Linked DNA regions of Homo sapiens: region 1 is linked to region 2. A link is a contact called in ENCODE Hi-C or POLR2A ChIA-PET data. All regions are on one chromosome and are shown on one strand. Each heading gives the region's core, a stretch centred on a gene start or an enhancer-like site at or near the end of the contact. The rest is flanking DNA. Distances are from core to core; before and after follow the strand shown. Region 1 overlaps HIVEP3 (HIVEP zinc finger 3). Region 2 overlaps HIVEP3 (HIVEP zinc finger 3).

Region 1 (4,419 bases), core at 70-2,569, 100 kb after region 2:
CTGGTTTGCATCAGTGACAATATCCAACAACTGCTTGAATTCCTTCCTATTACACACATAAGTCAGACAGGAAGCCCCACAATCATTTATGATATTTTCATGATAATCCACATAATACATTGTCTTGTCATTGAAAGCTTCAGAGTGTACTTGCTTGTATGGTTTTGTGTACGCATATAGAGTCCTGAATTTAAAAAATGACAACACAAAGATACCCAGTGAAGAGCTCCACTCTTCCTAACTGAAGATACATTTCAACGGTGAAGGTCAAGATCTACCCAGACCTTCATCTGAGGTCTGCACAAACCAAATTAAACCGGCAGCACTTGTTGGCTATATTCAGTGTGTTCCCATGTGCTATAGAGCATGTTTGAATGTGTGTACGTGCTCGTTTTCTGTTAGAATAGGAGTCAAACTGTACTTTTAGAATAACATGCTCGTGGAACATTTGGAGAGCCTCTGAAACACTTTCATGGAACACAATTTGGAGACTACCCCTTCAGCAAATATTGGTGGTTCTCATTTTTGTACTGGAGGATAATGGAGGGGCCACGGATGCTGAGAGTTGGAGGCAGAGGAGGAAGGAGGAGAGATGGGGAGGGGAGAAGTTGAGGTGATGCTGTGGAGAGTGCAGTCAGTAGTGGAAATAGTACTCTTCGCAACCCAGGGAGGCCATGTGAGCTTCTGCTGAGGCTTGGGAAGTCTCCTAGCAGTTGTTGATGAGCAAACTCAGCTCCTGGGGCTGCTTTAATGACCTCTGGCCCGCGCCTTTGAAGAAAAGGTGCAGAAGAGCGTGGAGCAAGGTAAACATGTGTGCAGAGAAGTGGGGGTGGGGAGCATACACGTCACTCTGATCGGCATGCAGAGAGCCTCTGTGGCCATTCAACAGGTCAAGGTGTGAGGCAGTGGGGAGGAAAAAGGATACCCGAGGGGCCAGGAGAATCAGCTTGCCAAACCAGGGCTGGCACAGGAGGAGGAGGGCCTGGAGCATGGGCCGTGTTTGTGAGAGACCGGCGTGGGGTTGGATGTCAGGTTCCCTGGATGGTGGTGGCTGGGATTGCACATTGGCCTTAGGCATTTGAGGCAAAGCCCACAGACCCAGGAATGAAACCCAGGAGTCCTGACTCCCAGGCCACCTGCCCTTCACTCAGTGGGTGCAAGGAAGAGAGCCAGGCCTGGTGGTTTTTGGAGGCCATGGGCTAGAGAAGCCTCAAGGGGATAGAAAAACCCCTGTGCTTTCTGAGGTTGTGCTGCTCACCCCATAGAAAAGGGACATTTTTAGGTTTTAAAAGGATGACCTCATTTTTTTCTTATTTACATAGCCCTGTTTGTTTATATAGCCCTTTAAAAATAGCAAGTGTGTGCTAAGCTTAGTGCTCTCTCTCCCACCACCAGTGGCAGAGCCACTGTGTGGGGAGAAACACCTTTTTATCTTGGAGAGGGGCAGCCTTGTTTCTGAGGACAGATGGGAGCAAAACGGGACAGGTAGGAAGTTTCGTGGTTTCTCGTGTCGCTTCTCCAAAATAGCCACACTGCTGCCTCCCACTTCCTGCCTGACTCGGCTGGGGTAGATTTTCTCCTTTAGAGGATTTGTGTTCTGTGTATTCCCAGGGAGGCTCGAAGGGATCTGTTGCCAAAAACATGCTTGACACTGAAGCCCTGGAGCTTGGCACTGAGGGCCCCAGCTCAGGTTTGGACCACTGGGTTTGCATCCGGGCTCTGTCTCATACTGGCTGCGTGACCTTGGGCAAATGACTTCACTTCTCTGTGCCTCATCAGTAGGATGGAGATAACAACTCTAGCTATATCCAGCAGTTACTCTGCAGATTAAATGAATATGTGTAAAGGGCACAGCCCAGTGTGGGCACATAGCAACTCTTAATGAATCTCTTAATAAAAAACAGCAATGTTGTTGTTGATCTCCATCCCCTACCTGGAAAACTGTACCAGCCTCCCAGCCACCTTCCCTTTCCCCTGGCTTGCCTGCTCCAGCACATCCCAGCATGATCCGAGAGTGATAGAAACGTGAAACACAAATCTGACCCTGCTATCTGCTGCTTAAAATCCACCCATAGCTTCCAGCGTCTATGGCAGGAATGAGCATTCTTTTGCTCTGAATGGCCAGATAGTATTTGAAGCTTTGCCGGGCATATAGTCTCTCTTGACTTTGTCATTGCAGCCTGGAAGCAACCACAGATAATATGTAAAAAATGGGCGTGGTTGTGTTCCAGTAAAATTTTATGTACGAAAACAGGCAGCCGGCTGGATTTGCCAACCCTTGACCTACAGGATGAATCCAGACCCTTAGCTCAGCATTCCCAGTTCAGCCTGTTCCCGTTATCTCCATCCTTCTTCCTCCCCCACCCCTGCTCTTGTGCAGAACATGTCACACTTTAATCCTTTGCGTGTGCTGCTCCCTCTTTCTGAGTTTTCCTTCCCTGCCCCCTGAGTGCCCCTTCCCCATGGCATTAGGACCTTTACTCTGGGATTCTGTGGTACCCTGTCTTTATTTCTACCCTGGTCATATATGCAAGTTCCATCTGTCTCTCCATGAGAGGGGCTCCCCTCTAGGCAGGGATTCGGCCTTCCTCTTCTGTACACCCAGCAGGGTGCTGCTGTATAGGTTTCTGCAGGTGCTCAGTAAGCATTTGTTATTGAACCCAAGGATCTGCAAGATGGATGGTTGGCCTCAGGGAGCTCACAGTCAGCTTAGAAAGCTAGGATATGAGCCAGTCAAAAGCCAGCCAGCAATCCAGGCAGGAAATGATGATGGTCTGTGTGTTTGGCCCTAACTGATGTCAAGTGGAGATTCTGAGCTTGATAGAGGAAGGTGAAGGCATTTGAGTTGGATGTTGCAGGGTGGGAAAGAGACTTGCAGAGATAGGGAGGTCAGGAAGTCTTTCCAAGTTGGGGAAGTCATAAGAGAAGAGCAGGGCTGACCAGGCCTGGGGGCTTAGGCCTGTAATCCCAGCTACTTGGGAGGCTGAGGCAGGAGGATCACCTGAGCCGGAGAGTTTGAGACTAGAATGGGCAAGGTAGTGAGACCTCATCTCAAAAACTAGAAAAATAAAAAATTTAGCCAGATGTGGTGGTCATACTCCTGTAGTCCTAAATATTGAGACTGAAGCGGGTGGATGGCTTGAGCCCAGGAGACGGAGGCTGCAGTGAGCTGTGATTATACCACTGCACTGCAGCCTGAGGGACACAGCAAGACCCTGTCTCGAAAAACAAAACAAAACAAAAGAAGAAGAAGAGCAGGCTCATTGCTGAGCTCAGGGTGGGGAGTGGACAGAGCAGTCTGGCCACGGCTGCAGGCCCTCCCTTGGGAGACAGAGGGGGCCAATGCTGGAAAGCAGGGCGAAGTTTTCATCAATGAGTTGGGGGTGGTGAGGAAGCTTAGACTTTATCCTGTGAGCCAGAATTTCTCCATGTGTGTCCACATACCCTCCCATAACAGAATTACCTTGAGTTTCTTTAAAATGCAGATTCCAGGGCTCTGTCCCATACTGGGGGCCAGGAGGCTGAAGGGGGTCAAGGCCGTGGTCTGTGGGAGGAAGAGGCTGCACCATGGCTATGGGTGCACCACAAGTATTATTCAGACTGGTGTCACCTGTAGGAAGCCGGGTGATGCCTTTCCCAGCTGGACTGGGGACAGGTGAGGCGGGAATGAATAATCCTCCCAAAGGGCAATTGGGAACACCCAAGCTCAAACGTGGCAAGTGACTTGCCCAGGGTCACACTGTCAATTACTTGCAGGTGTGGGGCTGACCAGTTATGGAACAGGCTTCCTCTCCCAATCTCAGGGCCTCGGGTGGTCCTCGAGGTGCCGCAGGTGGAAGAAGAACAGGCCAAGGCAAATGCCTCCGGTACCCAGCACTGCCTGGTGCACAGTAGTGGTTGATCAGTAATTGTTGAACCAATCAGGGTTTCTGTTTGCTTGAAGGAAAGGGTAGGAGTGGAGGGTGAGTGACTGGGTGAATGGGTGCTATGAGGACAAAGGAGAGTGGAGTTTAGAGGTAGCACTAGTGTCGCAAGCCTGAAGGTTTACCAGAGACAGAGGGGTGAAAAGATGAGTGGGGCACTAAGCATATTGAATGTGAGAGCTGCTGGAAATGCAGGATTGGGGCGTGCTGGGTGGGGCAGGTGATGTGTGCAGCTGTGGAAGCTGCTACCAAGTCAAGGTGAGCAGTGCAGAGAGAGAAAAGCAGGGGATTAGAGACCAAAGCTTGAGGACTGAGTACAGGCATCTAGGAAGAAAAAGCTTGGATGGAAGAGTCAGAGAAGTGCTCAGACAGGTGAGAGGAGAGGTAGGGCAGGACAGGAGGATCAGAAAAGGGAGATTTGAACAGCCAAATCACCTAGGCCACTTAGTTTGGGCTGCTCTTTAGAATAAAGCCAGCTATCCTAAAAGAAACTATG
Region 2 (5,006 bases), core at 655-3,154:
TGATTTACAGAGTTGGAGTGAGTTGCCTCAAGTCACAGAGCCAGGGTGAGAGATAGCATGGGCCCAGGTCTGCCCTGTTCTTCACAACATAATGTTGGAAGTAGAGGGAAAGGCAGGGAAAGGGGCTGCCGGTTACTGATCACCCCTGTGCACTGGGCTCTCTGCTTCCCCCAGGATCTCGTTTTATTCCCACAGCCACCTTGGGAGGTGGACTCCCTGAATGGAACCCCTGAGGGTGGCGGAGACAGTAGTCTGATTTCTGGTTGTTCCTGGATGGCTGTGTGTTGGGGGAAGCACGTGGCCAAGGCAGCCTGGGTAACCCCTAGTCCATGTGGGAGATGGTGACTGAGAGCGAGATTGCAGCCACGTGGAGATTGTGGGCAGCAGTGTGGCTGGGACAGCAGCTGCTCTCCCTATGCAAATGAGGCCCTCAGCACCCACCATCCAGCACTGAGCAAACACCCAGCAGAGAAACCCCCTCCTAAACCTCTCTGGGACCCTAGCCTGTGCCTTCTGACACCTTCACCGCAGCAGCTGCCTGTACTCTAAGCCCAGTCCCAGGCCACAGCAGTTCACAAGAACCATGCCCACCCCTTGGGGGAATTCCCGTGTCTGTCTGGAGACAAACTGCAGCCTAGGCAAGTCTGGCTGTAGAAGCTGACCCTAGAAGCCAGCCCTGCATTAAGAGCTGACTGTAGCATCCCCAGTGGCATGCCCGTATCACTTCCAGGGCCAGTCTGAGAACTGTCAGTGGGGCTGTAGATTGAGAACAAGTCTGGCCTCATCCACCCTCTGCAGATCCCAAGCATATCGCCTTTGGCCCCTCCCCTGCACATTTGCTCATGCTGTCCCCTTGGGATTACATTTCACCCCCCCTTACTCCCCCTGCTCTGTCGCCTTGGCAGAACCAGCCCCGCATCCCCTGCCCAGCACTGAGTGCCCCAGGCCTGGGTGCCGTCTATCATTACAGCCTGCTCATGTCCTTGGACTCCAGCTCCCCTCTAGGCTGGGCACTCCCTGGGCTGGGGCTGAGGAATTTGTGCCTGGCTTTGGATTGAGTGTGGTCTCATTTATTCCTTGCAACCTAGAAGACAGATATGCTTATTGTTCTAGCTTTATGGGTGAAGAAAGATACTCAGAGAGGTCAAGTCACTTGCTCAAGGTTGCACAGCTACCAAGTAGGAGAGCTGGGATAAGGAACTGGAGTTGCATGCAGAGTCTGTAATTGGGAATAGACTGGCCCTTATTCAGCCCTTTGTTCCCAGGCCTGACAAAGCCTAGGGTGATTAAGGACCAGCAAGCGTTGATGCATTCTTGTTCAACAATAAGATGGTGGATACTCTCCCTGTCTGTTCCCCAGGTATCCTGAAGGTGCACCCTGCCGCTGTGTGCACAGCCCACCTACCCCAACATGCACCCGTCAGGCCCTGGATGAGGGCATTTGCTCAGGAGATCCTTCCAGCAGTGTGGTGGGCTCAGGATGGTTATACCCATTTTATAGATAGGAAACTGGGTACTAGAGAGGTCTAATAAATGTCCCAGAATGACCCAGCAGGAAGTAGCTGACTACGACTCCAGCCCAGGGCTTGGGGCTCTGTGTCTGGTGCTCCTTCCTAGGCTGGCGGGATGAGGCCATGCTTGCCAAAGTCACCCGGGCTGCCTCTGGCCCAAAGTGACGGAGCAGTTGGTCAGCTAGTCCTCCACCCCGAGGCCTCTGAGAAGAGAGGAAACACCGGTCTGCGGGGGATTCCTCCGGCGGCGCCGCGCCCCTCAGCCACTTCCTCTGGACACTCTCGTTTTCTTTGTCACTTGTTTTAGTTTCTGCTTTTCTTCCCTCGTTCCTTTTTCTCAAGGCCACTTTCATTTCCGTCTGGCAGTGTCCCCCCAGCCCACCCCTACTCCTCTCTGCTCAGCTCCCACTGCCTGCTGCCACTTTGGGATCCCCAGAGGCCTTGCCTGCCTGGGCCACATTTCCCAGCTGGTAGGGGTCAGGCACAGGAAGGGGCTGCCTCCCGGCTTCATCCCTCGTGGTGGGGAAGCTGAGGTGGCTGTCAGATCGCCCTAGGATCCCAAGCAGCCCCAGGTTCCCTGCTTAGCCTCTCTGGGCCCCAGGCTCTTTCTCATCTATGAGATGGGAGGAAGTCCACCCTCAGAGAGTGTGAGGAGAGAAGGAGATGACACACGTGAAGCTCCAGTAACTAGCACATAGAAAAACCCAGTGAACACCAGCTCTGCATCTCCGGACCTGCCTGTGAGTTCAGTCTTCTGTGCCTGCAGTCTTCTCCCCCAACACTGGGCGCCCACACCTGGCCAAAGGCAGACCTCGCCATCTGTGCCTCCCGCGCTGAGACACCAAAGCCTGTAGAAAGGTGGTTCTGAGAAAGGAAGAGAGGATTATCACTTACGCCCTCTGGAGTCCATATGTACAGCCCTCTACCACAGCAAGAGCCCCTGCCCCCATGCCCAGCACAGAGGCATCATTTTCCCTGCAGACTGCCAGCCACCAGGCACTCAACACTCAGGGTAGGGCAGCCCTCCATTGTTCGACAGCTCTGCCTTTTTTAAGAAAGTTCTTCTCTCTAGTCAGCTGAGACCTGCCAGCCTCCACACCTGTCCTCTATCTTTGACCTTCCCCAAAAGAACTGATCTCCTCTCTCCTATTGTTCTAGATGTCTCAGTATTGCACTTGGGCCTCTCCAGACTTGCCCCAAATCCTTCTGCTCCAGTGTCCCAGTATCCCAGAGCAGTTAAGATTTTGGACTCCAGAGCACAACTCCCCCAGTTCAAATCGTGGTGAGGCCACTTGCTATCTATGTGACACTGGGAGTTTCCTAACCCCTCCACGCTCAAAAGGAGGTAACTGTGGGACTTAACATGAGCGGGTGTGTAAACGTCACCCACTGCCATGGCTGTTTATGATCAAACATCTACAAAATCTGTAACAGCTTCTCAAAGGGCCTCACTTCCAGCCCCCTTCATGCCTGCTTGCCTGCTGGTTCTATTTGGTAGTTTCCCTGTTACAACTTAGAGATGGTGCCTTGACTCTTGGAGGCAGCCAGACATTGAGGAAGGAGCCCTGGTTTTGGAAGTAGACCTGTGTTCAAATCTCAGGTCCATCCCGGGTTTGATTTACCCGGGAGACACCATGGGCCCATGTGGCTTCTCGAGGGCTCATGAAAATGCTTGAGACATGAAAAGAAAAAGGTTTGGTTTCAAAATATGAAAACTGCTCATCAAAATTAATATTTAGTTAATATACTCAAGCATAATGAATTGTATGATTTAGTTTTTATAGAAACAGCCCTCCTTTTGGGGGTTAGCATGCCTCACCTTGCCAAGGTTCCTGATTGCAGACAATGACTGCTGAGAAATCAGAGCATATCATTCATACTACAGGTTACTCACTGAAAATCACTTCAAAAACAAAATTATCTTTTAAATGTATAGTTGTTTTCCAGCAAAATATTACATTCAGCAAGGGATAAATTTTATAGAATGTCGGGGAGGCTTCCAAAAGTAATGCAGCTTGGGTCTTAAAATGACCCTGGGACTGGTCAACTCATCTCTCTGAGCCACTATGTCCTCATCTGCAAAATGGGGACAATACACCTGTTTTCCAGTATTGTTGAGCCTATCCTGGAGATCTGATAGTGCCTGCCTGTCTTTTGGGGGTCACTGGAGGAAGGGACAGAGGACTGTTGGCCCTTGCCTCTTATGGAGTTTCCATACGGATGCTGGACACTGAACCTGTTTGCTTTATCAGTCCTATGTGTCTGGGCCTTTCATCCCAGCTTCTGCCCATTCATCTTGGAGCGAGCAGTTACCATCAGCACAGACAATAGTTTGGGCTTTGGGAGGTGGGAAGTCCTGGGAATTCTTAGTTATTCCATTGCTGTTGCATTAGGTAGGTCCGCACATGCCCTTGAAGATTGAACATCCCTCCTGGGCTCTAACATAATTCAGGAAAAAGAGATGTCTGTTCTCTTGCCTCTTGACAGCTATTCCTTGTAAGGAACCATCATTCCCTTGTCCCTGTGACTGGGAGAGGCTTGTGGCAGGAGTGAGGAGACATCGGCTGATAAGTGGCAACCAGTTAGGGGCCCAGCTGCATGTCTGCATGTCCCGAAGCGTTCTTGATTCAGGGATGCCATTCACAGCATGAGAGGTGCCTCTTATGTGCCCATCCTGCTTAGGGTCAGCTGTTTCATTCAAAGATGGTAAAAAGTGTTGAGTCTTGGGTTTCAATTCTGCCTTTCTCATTCACTTGCTGTATGACTCTGGGCAGGTCACTTGACCACTCTGAACCTCAGTTTCCTCCTCTGCCAAGTAGGAAAACAAACAGCTGGTCTTTCTTCCCTGAGTTGGTGTGGGATTGTGGGTGAGAAAGGCTAAGTAGACCATTGTGAAACTTCAGGTGGGAGATGCCAGTGCTATTCTTTGTCTTGGTGTGAGAGCACAACCGGAGTCATTCACAGGCTTCTGCTGAGCCCCAGCCGGACTCTCACCTCAGCCTTGTCCAGGCCTAGGGGCCACCCTTGCAAAGGAACAGAACCGTCTCACCTGGGCTGGAGTTCATGGCCTCAGGCGAGATTTGGCAGGTGCCCTTAGTGCAGACCAGATGTTTGGCCTGTGTGTGATGGCTGGGGAGGGGCTCACACCTCCCAGTTTTTTCCATGGTATCAGCATCTTAATGCATCACGTCTCACTGACGTGGAGCTGCCCCTGTCCATTACCCGTGCATCAGCTCAGAGTTGGAAGCCTCCAGTCTCCATCATATGTCCCAAAGAGCCAGAAAGGGTAGGTGTGGCCAGATGTGCAGGAACCTCCTGCATATGTAATCCAAGCCAAGTCTTTGTTCTCTGATCCTTGGTTTTCTCATCTGGAGAATGGCCTTCTGTGGTGGACGTTTCTGTTCACTTTACTTGGCAGCAGTAGTAGGTCAGGAAGGAAACCCCATCTGATTGTTTATTCAGCCCTAGGCATTCCATATGAAGGCCAGCCCTTTT

What was found. A loop is a pair of places that touch in the nucleus more often than their neighbours do. ChIA-PET counts read pairs that join two places held with the same protein, here RNA polymerase II (POLR2A). Pooled maps may share reads with other maps.
Region 1: a map of B cell shows a loop between it and region 2 (6-fold over the local background). The contact joins two enhancer-like sites. A Hi-C loop is called at or near these places in 1 of 168 maps with a recorded cell type or tissue (B cell), 28 of 37 single-sample maps with no recorded cell type and 12 of 50 pooled maps. POLR2A ChIA-PET finds 5 or more read pairs at or near these places in 3 of 52 experiments (GM12878, MCF 10A and activated T-cell).

Annotation. Positions count from the first base shown.
Region 1 is chr1:41,620,336-41,624,754 of GRCh38, reverse strand. The region is part of intron 3 of HIVEP3 (HIVEP zinc finger 3); the gene reads left to right. The region is part of intron 1 of LOC128125817; the gene reads left to right. Among named protein-coding and RNA genes, the nearest start is that of EDN2, 140 kb to the right of the region's middle. RefSeq lists enhancers at 1,210-1,379, 1,540-1,629. Within about 2 kb of position 1,319, at least 3 of the 41 ENCODE cell types and tissues checked have a DNase peak (open chromatin) inside an H3K27ac peak, as active enhancers do; they include B cell and GM12878, where a contact is called at or near this core.
Region 2 is chr1:41,724,354-41,729,359 of GRCh38, reverse strand. The region is part of intron 1 of HIVEP3 (HIVEP zinc finger 3); the gene reads left to right. Among named protein-coding and RNA genes, the nearest start is that of HIVEP3, 190 kb to the left of the region's middle. RefSeq lists an enhancer at 934-1,003. Within about 2 kb of position 1,904, at least 17 of the 41 ENCODE cell types and tissues checked have a DNase peak (open chromatin) inside an H3K27ac peak, as active enhancers do; they include B cell and GM12878, where a contact is called at or near this core.